2 separate regions of the Homo sapiens genome follow, and region 2 is linked to region 1. Evidence: read pairs that join two places in POLR2A ChIA-PET (ENCODE). Cell type or tissue: PC-9. All regions are shown on one strand.

Region 1 (5,000 bases):
ATATTAAGGTCTCTTTCAACTAGTTTCACTATAGAGAACTGCAACATATGTGAAGAGGGAAGCAATTCTGAATCAAAACAAAATTCTGAATTCTGAGCCAAAGGAAGAGAGAACATAAGAAATGAGTTAATTTCAATACACATGGATTAGGCAGATCATTAAAACAGAGGTATTTAATTTATATATTTATATAAACTCTTACCATGTTCCAGGAAGAATTAAGGATAATGATGTATAGAAATACTTTCTTTACACAATAGAAATACTCTTGAAAAAGTTCAAATTAAGTCATGGTTGAAATACACTGTGGTAACAACTTACAGGAAACCAGAGAAATAATTGTTTGGTACTCTCCTCCTCCACATACCTATCGCATATTTGTGTGTCTACATAAAACAAGTGTTCTCAAGGTAACATCTATCCTTAATAGGTTTAATTTTTAAGTTCTCATTTACATAAATTTCAAAAGTAGAATATTAAAATCATATTCATATAGGAGGAAATACAAGATTACTCTTGGACTTCTGAATCGCACTCTCCCACAACTCTCTGAGAGATCCGTTAAATCAAATAGTGATCTCTTCATAAAATATTTTCCTAAAAACCTGAGAGACAGATACGTGGCTGAAACATAACATTTTATAAGTAAACTTAATATCTGTTTAATTTACAAAAGATGAGAAAATTTTCTCATGAAAAATTGTCTGTCACCAGGTCAGCTATATTAACAAAACTCATATTTATATGTCTCAGACAAAAGTCCATAGGACTGTCCTCTTGGTCCACATCTGTACTTTGGGACATAAGATCATTCTCAAGATCAAATTCACAAAGCCTGCCTACTTAAGATCAATTTACTTACCCCAGCAAGACATTTTTCCAGTGTATCCAATATAATCAACTGAGAGAGATATAAATTTTTTTCAGCAGCTTCTCCAAATATTCTCTAACAGAAAAGATATTCAGAACATAAAAGTTAGTTTCACTTTCTGCTACCAATCAACACACATCTGAAAAGTGAAAGACTAAAAGATCAACAATAGTCTTCCATTTTACCTCCCAGATTATACTATACTTAAATATATTATTTCTGATTTTATCCTAATCCTCATAAAAACTAAAGTCTAAGGCAAACAGAAATGGCATTTATTAGAGTCTGCCATTAACCTTGTAACAGTAAAAGATGCTGTTTTGCTTCATGCTTTAAAAATATGTAGGATTTAGACACACATATAGACCTGTACCAGAATCTTGAATTGGGGATTTAACTATACTTTTATGCCACGAAATGATCAAAGTCTTAATTTTTATAGCAAAAACATGCTATAGCACCACAGTGAATTTTAAGTACTCACTATCCTCAAAATGAATACTACATATGTATTTATTAACAAGAGACTATGGTTTTGAAAACTTATTTAATAAGCACTAAATGAACGCCAATATAACAATGCTGTTTTGTTTTGAAAAGAGGGTCCCAAATATTAAAATATTTCAATATAACTGGGAACACAGCCACATATTCATATGTGCAAATACTAAACTGTGCCCCACACACTGCAACAGAGGAGCTACAAAAAATGTTAAATGTCTTTCCGTAAATCTCTTTACCTATTTATAAATGGTCCTGCTTTTGGGGGGAAAATACTAATTTTTTCCATAAAGAAGGTAAATGATTTTCTACACCTCCAGTTTATTAGTTTTGTAAGTTTAGGGTATTGTGTAAGCAACTTTCTTAAAAGGAAACACACCAAGGATGATGCGAACAAAAAGTTAAACACCACATGCTCTCACTCATATGTGGAAGCTAAAAAGAGTAAAAAGTAGAAGAGAGGACACTAGAGGTAAGAAGGGTCGGGTAGGGAGAATCGGGGTGGGTAGAGATTTGTTAAAGGATACAGAAATATAGCTTTATAGGAAGAATAAGACTTAGTGTTCTGTACTACTGTAGAATGACTATGTTAACATTATATAGTTAACTTTTTTTTTTTGAGACGGAGTCTCACTCTGTCACCCAGGCTGGAGTGCAGTGGCGCATCCTGGCTCACTACAAGCTCCGCCTCCCGGGTTCACGCCATTCTCCTGTCTCAGCCTCCTGAGTAGCTGGGACTACAGGCACATGCCGCCACACCCCGCTAAGTTTTTTTTTTTTTTTTTTTTAGTAGAGACGGGGTTTCACCATGTTAGACAGGATGGTCTTGATCTCCTGACCTCGTGATCCGCCCGTCTTGGCCTCCCAAAGTGCTGGGATTACAGGCGTGAGCCACCATGCCTGGCCTACAGTTAACATTATATAGTTTCAAATAACAAGAGAATATTCAATATTCCCAACACAAAGAAATGATAAATATTGAGATGATGGATATGCTAATTACCCTAGTGGGATCACTATGTATTATATGTATTGAAACATCAATATGTACCCATAAACATGTACAATTATTGTATGCCAGTTAAAAATAAAATAGAACAAGAGAAAAATTATCTAAAATATGGGAATAAGGCAAAAAGGTAACTTCATGTCTTTTCAATGTCATACTAGAATATTATCTAATAAACCTAAGGACCATCTCAAAAAAAAGGAAGGGGGAACAATCTTCACAATCTATAACCAGAAGTTGTTTCACAACTCAATACAAACAAATACAAACTGGGATTATAAATGCAGGCTGGGCGCGGTGGCTCACACCTGTAATCTCAGCACTTTGGGAGGCCGAGGCAGGCGGATCACCTAATGTCAGGAGTTTGAGACCAGCCTGGCCAAAATAGTGAAACCTCGTCTCTACTAAAAATACAAAAAAATTAGCCGAGCATGGTGGCACATGCCTGTAATTCCAGCTACTGGGGAGCCTGAGGCAGCAAAATCACTTGAACTGGGAAGGGGGAGGTTACAGTAAGCCGAGATTGCGCCACTGCACTCCAGCCTGGGTGACAGAATGAGACCCTGTCATTCATTCATTCATTCATTTATTCATTCATAAATAAATAAATAAATGCTAAACACCAGCAGAGAGTTCAGAGTTAATCAAGAAAAATCCAGATCAGTTGCCATGAACTGAGTATGTTAGTTTGAAACAGCTTAGAATGGAGATGTTAAATAGGAATTTAGAGAGAGGAAGGGATCACTTGAGAAAGACAAAAGATGTTATATGTTCAAAGGTACAGAGGGAGGACAGCTGGAGTACTCTGAAGTCTAGGAAACGTCAATCGATTTTAGAAAATGGGAAGAAGAAAGAAATTATGAGCTTTTAACAGTGGAATTATTTGATGAAACTGGTATTTGAGAAAAACTGTTTCAACAACAGGGTAACTACTACAGAATCTGTCACAGGTTACAGAAGGAAGAAAAAACACATATCTTCATAAAAAAATCAATCCACATTTTAGGACTATGAGATCATATTTTATCATCTACTTAGGGCTGGGACAACCGTAAGTAAATTCAAACAAGATGCTAAAGAAAAATATGTGTAATGGATTACTGTGGTCAATTCGTGTAGGCCACAAAAGCTCTATGAAATCCTAATTCAAGAAACATACTGGAAAAGGAGACATGGTCACAAAAGATAGGAGATGTTTCTAAGGGAAATAATAAATTAAAATGAAAGTTACAGTTACTTGTGCTCACTGAATCTAAAACCCAGCTGATTAAAAATTTGACAAAATAAAATTAAAAGGTTATCTGTGCTCGTAAACAAAATAAGATTAATGGTTATATCCAAAGTCCACAGAAAATCACTTTCCATACTTCAAAATATGCTGTTCTAAACTTTTTAATCAAAAAGAAAAGAAAGCAAATTCCCCAAAACACAGTAACCCAAATACTCACCATATTGTTAACATTCTTTAAAATAGTAGTGAGGCCGCTTATAACCAAAGAAAACTTGTATTTGGAAATATTGATTAGACATTCCTTGTTGTGCTCAGTACTGACTTTGGTATGTGTGTTCTGCTGTCCTGTTTTTATTGGAAGCTGAAAAAAAAAGAAAAAAAAAACACGTTAACAGCTTATCCTTAAAAACGACCATAAATAACTTACTTGCCATTGAAAATCATGACGTTTTAGGAAAACTGCATCAACCACAGATACCTATACTTGCATCTCAAACTCCGATTTTCAATCAACCTCCAATATATGATACACAGATATGTACATTTGCATCTCAAACACCAATATATGATAGCATTTATTATAGCAAATCTTAAATTCTTTGGAAACTTCCATTTTTGCAGCTTTCTTTCTGGAAGTCATAAATCTCTATCTACAAAATAGAATTCTTTATCCAGCACTATATAAGAAGAAATGATGACTCACAGAAACAGAGCTATTTGCTTGTGGCTAAAAATTATTTCAGAGAATGTCTGCAATAAAATGCATACAACCGTTTCCCTTATCCATTGAACTCAAACATTAAAAGAAAAACAGATCAAGAAAATCTATGCCCTAGACTTCTTGTCAATAATGGCAAACAACTGCTGATTGTTCAGAAGCAAGAACAAACTATAAAACCTGGGGAAAAAACAGTAAGACTCACTCAGTAAGATAAGCACCCTCAGCTACACAATTGAAGGGATAACAGAACACAAGCAGACAAATCCCATGAGAAAAAATATTCTATGAGAAGACCACATTTACATTTCTCTGTGAATGAGTTAAGTTCCACTGTCTAGAAGTTCATCTCTACTCTGCTCAAAAATAGCATTCTGTATTTAAAGCATCATGGACATACTTACTGTTAATATTAAACCCTGCTAATGCTAACAGAGAAACCTAGCAATGTTCCTCTGTGAAAAAAACAAACCTGAATATAACTTTCTCATTTTTAACATAGTACAACTAAAGGTGGAAAGAGACCGAGGGGCATGCCCAAGTTTGCTAAATCAGTTAATAATGGACGATTATTTTGATAGTAAAGAAATACTAAATAGGCTGGGCACGGTGGCTCATCCCAGCACTTTCGGAGGCCAAGTCAGGCAGACCACGAGGTCAGGAGATTGAG
Region 2 (5,000 bases), 85 kb after region 1:
AAAAATACAAAAATTAGCCAGGCGTGGTGGCGCATGCCTATAATTCCAGCTACTCTGGAGGCTGAGGCAGGAGAATTGCTTCAACCCAGGAGACGGAGGTTGCAGTTTGCCCAGATTGTGCCACTGCACTCCAGCCTGTTGACAGAGCGAGAATCAGTATCAAAAAAAAAAAAAAAAGAAAGAAAGAAAGTAGGTAGACCCAGCCCTGTGATCCAGGAGAAAAAAGAATATGACTCAGGGACCTGCCTGAGAACCCAGAATTGGTTCAGAATATGAGAAACTCCATTGTAAGAGGCCTGTGAGCCCCCACCCAGATGAACCCTCACAGCAAAGACTGTACCATGAAACAGAAATCATCCCTGGCCTGGCCAAAGAAGCATGCCCGGACCACCACTGCCTAACAACTAGATGAATGGAAAATCTTTGAAAATTGGGTCATGGATGCTGGGTAGCCTGAAATGTGCACTAAATGGGGTATTTATCTGTATTGCTAGAGATCGCCGATTCCCAGGTACCAGGCACCTCTCTCTGCCCTCCTGCGAGGCGACACAGTGATACAGTTAAGGGGAGTCAGACTGCCTGTGTTTGTACCCTGACTGTGCACAAAGTGGGTGAGCTAAGCCAAGCCACTTCACTTCTCTGAGCCTCAGTATCCTCATCTGTAAAGTGGAGTTATTTATAAAACGTACCTCCTAGTGGTGGTTTTATTTTGTTTATTGGTTTTGTTTTTCCAAGATTCATTAGTATATATAGCTCAGTGCCTGGGATAGCCTGTGATCAAACACATTATCTGTTATTATTTGGCTATACTTTCCTCTTGAACAGACTTCCTGAAACAAGCCGCACGCCAGCTGAACTTATTTTGATATCATTAGCTTTTTGGTTAGTTATCGTTTACAAAAGCGTAGTATATAAATATTCTATTTTGGGGCTGAGAAGAACATTTTCAGACTTTTTAACCAATGAAACCTTATTTTCAAACCAACTTCTGTAAGAAGCTGCATTTGTAAAGCTAGTGAAAGCTGCCTCTAGTTGAAGCTGTTGGGAGTGGAAGCCTCACCTTTCTTCCTGCCCAGTGCCTGAGACACCATGGGAAGCCCTGGTCTCCTGGAACAAGGAAGAACACACCCCACGTTCAACATTGCCCCAGTACATCCTCTTAGTTTACAGTCTGAAGTTCATCAGGGGGAGACGACTTGTTCAAGATCTTTCCAGCCTGTCAGGGACAGAGCAGGCACTTGAATCCAGGCACTGTTCTCTTCGATGGCTTCCCTCACTTTCATCACTCCAGGACCACCTGCAACGTTTTTGGTTTTGCTAGAGTATCATGTTATTTATTTATCTAATTCCTTTCAGTGATTCCCCCTTCTTTTTTAAAATCTTAGCCTTGCTATGAGCAATAACATCCACGAATCTCATGTTTGACCTATTATATGTCTTTCTTAATATACATTTAAACAAATAAGTATTTTTAAAACTATGTGTTCATGGCCAGGTGCATTGGCTCACACCTGTAATCCCAGCACTGTGGGAGGCCAAGGCGTGAGGATCACTTGAGCCCAGGAGTTAGATACCTTGCAACAAAGCAAGACCCCATCTCTACAAAACATAAAAATTAGCTGGACATGGGGGCACTCACCTGTAGCCCAAGCTACTCAAGTGGCTGAGGCAGGAGAGTTGCTTGATCCCAGGAGTTCAAGGCTGAGGTAAGTTATGATCACACCACTGAACTCCAGCCTGGGCAACAGAGCAAGACCCTGACTCAAAGAAATTATATATATATAAAATATATATATATTATATATAATTTTAGAGCATATATTTGGAACAAAATATATACTTTTGCAACATGTACATATAATTTTGGAGCATACTGCTCTGTGTGCAAAAAAGAAAATGTCTTAGCTCTGTGGAAGCCAGTCCAGGTTAGCTGCTATGTTTATACCAAATACCAGGAGGTCCAGGGATTTGCTGGGCCCTGTTCCCTGTGGGCCTCAATTCAACAGGATGACACAAGTTTAGAATGAAATTAAAGCATGACTACAATGCCGTTGTTTTTATGTTTCTTTTTTCTTTTTCTTTTTTTTTTTGTTTTAATTAGAAACAAGAGGTAGGAGGATGCTGAATCAGGTGCTCCTTTGAAAGCATTTCCCATTCTATAATTTACTGGGTTCCACATACTATGGAATGTTTGAATTTATAACTTTTCAAGAACTGTCTGTATATGTTTAATGTGTATACATTACATTGACAAAGCCAGTTAGTCCAGCCTTTGTAATCACAATAAGATGCTGCAGGGCTCAAATGGTGGGGAAATAACTCCCACCTTGGAATGTTAATTGCACTTGCTTCTCAGCCTGGAGGCTGAAAATGCAGCAGGATCATTGTGCAACACTACATGTCCCATCTTGTCTGACTGGCTGTAGCTTTAGAAATGAAGAAAGAGAAGAAAATAATTTAAGTTTTGCCTAGAGTTAAGGTTACCTTTTTTTTTAAAGCATTCCTCCTTCCCCTTTCAGATAAAACAACCCATATAGACTGTACCAGATATAGAGATTTAATGCTTTTTCTGTTCTCTTCAAAGATAAAATTTTCAGTGGACTTTTCCACTTGGTGCATGTCCTATGCTTGGCTTGTCACCTTACATCTGACACAAAGGTAATATAACCCAGGATTGGTGAGACGTACCCTCTCCTTTGCATTCCACATTCAGAAGATCTCATTTCCATTTCCAGTTACACAAATATCAGAGTCCCACTGTGGGTAAAAAGTCTTCCAGAAGTGGTAAACCCAGATTAGATAGTCAAGCTGCTCCTAGAAGATAAACTAAAAATAATAATTAGTAAAGCATTAGCAGTATACTAGCTGAAAGCACAGACTTTCATTCAGACAGAGCTGAGTTTGAATCCTGGCTTTTTACCACCATGAGATGTGGGGTGAGTGAATTAACCTCTCTAGTCCTTTGATGTCTTCACTTACAATCCAAGGATACGAATAGTACCTACCTCATAGGGCTGCTTTGAGGATTAAATGAAATCATGCTTATAAGATATTAAGTGCTACAAAGCACTGGAAATTGCTAGCCATTATTCTCATATAACTCTCATGATTACCATTACTTACAAATTGCCTGAAATCGATATGGTCACTGTGGCAGATTCCACGAATGGGTCCACACAATATCTGCTTTGACCATTTCTAAAACCTACAGTGTCTGGACTCTTTTGTAGCTAGGGTTCTGCCTATGACCCAGGTTCTGCCCAGCAGATGCCTATGTGCTCCAGGAAGATGAAGGTCATTTAAGTGAAGTGGCAGCACATGTAGTTGGGTCCATCTTTTTGCAGACATGACCGTGAAAGAGCCTTGAGAGAAGCCTCACTGTCCAGCCCCCAGCATCACAGGTATTGAATGGTGAGCAGCAGCAGTGGGGCTTCTGTGAGAACAGCCCTGTTTATGGCTGGGCATTTCTGCTGGGGTTGTTTCCGGCTGTGTGGTATCCTCACCTGTTTCTCTGGCACTGCTGGAAATCCCATAAGCTACCTAATACCCTGCTGTAACCCCTTTCTATTGAAACTAGCTAGAGTGAATTCTGTTGTCTGCAACTAAGAACACAGTAATTATCAAAACAATCAATACAGTAACTATCAGAATAATCCTTATTACTATAGTATAAAGATTTCTTTTTTTTTTTTTTTTGAGACAGAATCTTGCTCTGTCACCCAGGCTGGAGTGCAGTGGTGTGATCTTAGCTCACTGCAATCTCTGCTTCCTGGGTTCAAGCAATTCTCCTTCCTCAGCCTCCCGAGTAGCCGGGACTACAGGGGCACACCACCATGCCCGGCTAATTTTTTGTATTTTAGTACAGACGGGGTTTCACCATGTTGCCCAGGCTGGTTGTGGACTCCTGACCTCGTGATCCGCCCACCTCGGCCTCCCAAAGTGTTGAGATGACAGGTGTGAGCCACTGCACTGGTCAAGATTTCTTTATTAGTCATATTCAGGTTACTAAGGGATAAATAAAAATATGTATAAAAACCTTTCCCTTGGCCAGGCGCAGTGGCTCATGCTTGTAATCTCAGCACTTTGGGTGGCTGAGGTGGGCGGATCACGAGGTCAGGAGTTCAAGACTAGCCCGACCAATATGGTGAAACCCTGTCTCTACTAAAAATACAAAAATTAGCCGGGCGTGGTGGTGCGTGCCTGTAGTCCCAGCTACTCTGGAGGCTGAGGCAGGAAAATAGCTTGAACCCGGGAGTCGGAGGTTGCAGTGAGCTAAGATCACACCACTGCACTCCAGCCTGGGTGATAGAGTGAGACTCCGACTCAAAAACAAAACCAAAAACAGAACCAAAAACAAAAAAACTTTGCCCTTGCCTTCAAAATATATTTATCCTAAAATATACCGAATGAGTTGAAACCTGTTTTGTTTTTGTTTTTGTTTTTTAAAAAAAGCTTAATTTTCTTTGGCAGCAGAAAGCCTTTTCTAAGGAACTAGCAGAATGAGCTAATTAAACTTGAAGCTTTACGGAAAAGAATCCTCACTTGGGTCTTTATTGAGGATGACAGGCAAGCCTACCTGGCAGTGTTCTCTAGAAATTATAATGGGAGAGTTGAAAGGTGAGCCAGAAAGCCAGTTTGTGTGTATAAGTACTTGGCTCGGTAGGTTGTATATAGGCACTAATGTACTTACTTATAGGATGGTACCCAGGGGAGTGCTCAATTACAATGAGAAGAATGCCTTGAAAGAAGTAATTAACAAGAGCATTGGGATATCTCTCCAGACAGATTTTGAATTAATGAAAAATTACTGTGTGATGGGTACAGCCCTGGGTGAAGTGTGGTTTCAGTTTTACCAGTGTTCTTATCTGTTTTCATTGTCATTAGTAGTTTTAAAAATATAACATCAAATTCTTTCTCCTTAGAAAGACTGCTCTTTTTTTTGAGACAGGGTCTCACCCTGTCTCCCAGGTTGGAGTGCAATGTTGCAATCTCAGCTCACT

The links. ChIA-PET counts read pairs that join two places held together with the same protein. Peaks named below come from ENCODE experiments on the same cell type or tissue, not always from the same donor. Only the 100,000 strongest peaks of a DNase experiment are listed, where the experiment ranks them.
Region 2: POLR2A ChIA-PET joins it to region 1 with 5 read pairs; 3 of 35 experiments call an interaction of 5 or more read pairs at or near these places.

Annotation. Positions count from the first base shown.
Region 1 is chr17:31,154,956-31,159,955 of GRCh38, reverse strand. It overlaps NF1 (neurofibromin 1), which reads right to left. Exons shown (of 58, transcript NM_001042492.3): 2 at 3,830-3,973; 3 at 863-946. Among named protein-coding and RNA genes, the nearest start is that of MIR4733HG, 62 kb to the right of the region's middle. In PC-9, no CTCF peak of the experiment used is centred here; no DNase peak of the experiment used is centred here.
Region 2 is chr17:31,069,738-31,074,737 of GRCh38, reverse strand. No RefSeq gene overlaps it. Among named protein-coding and RNA genes, the nearest start is that of MIR4733, 22 kb to the left of the region's middle. In PC-9, no CTCF peak of the experiment used is centred here; a DNase peak (open chromatin) is centred at 2,327; H3K27ac peaks cover 483 bases.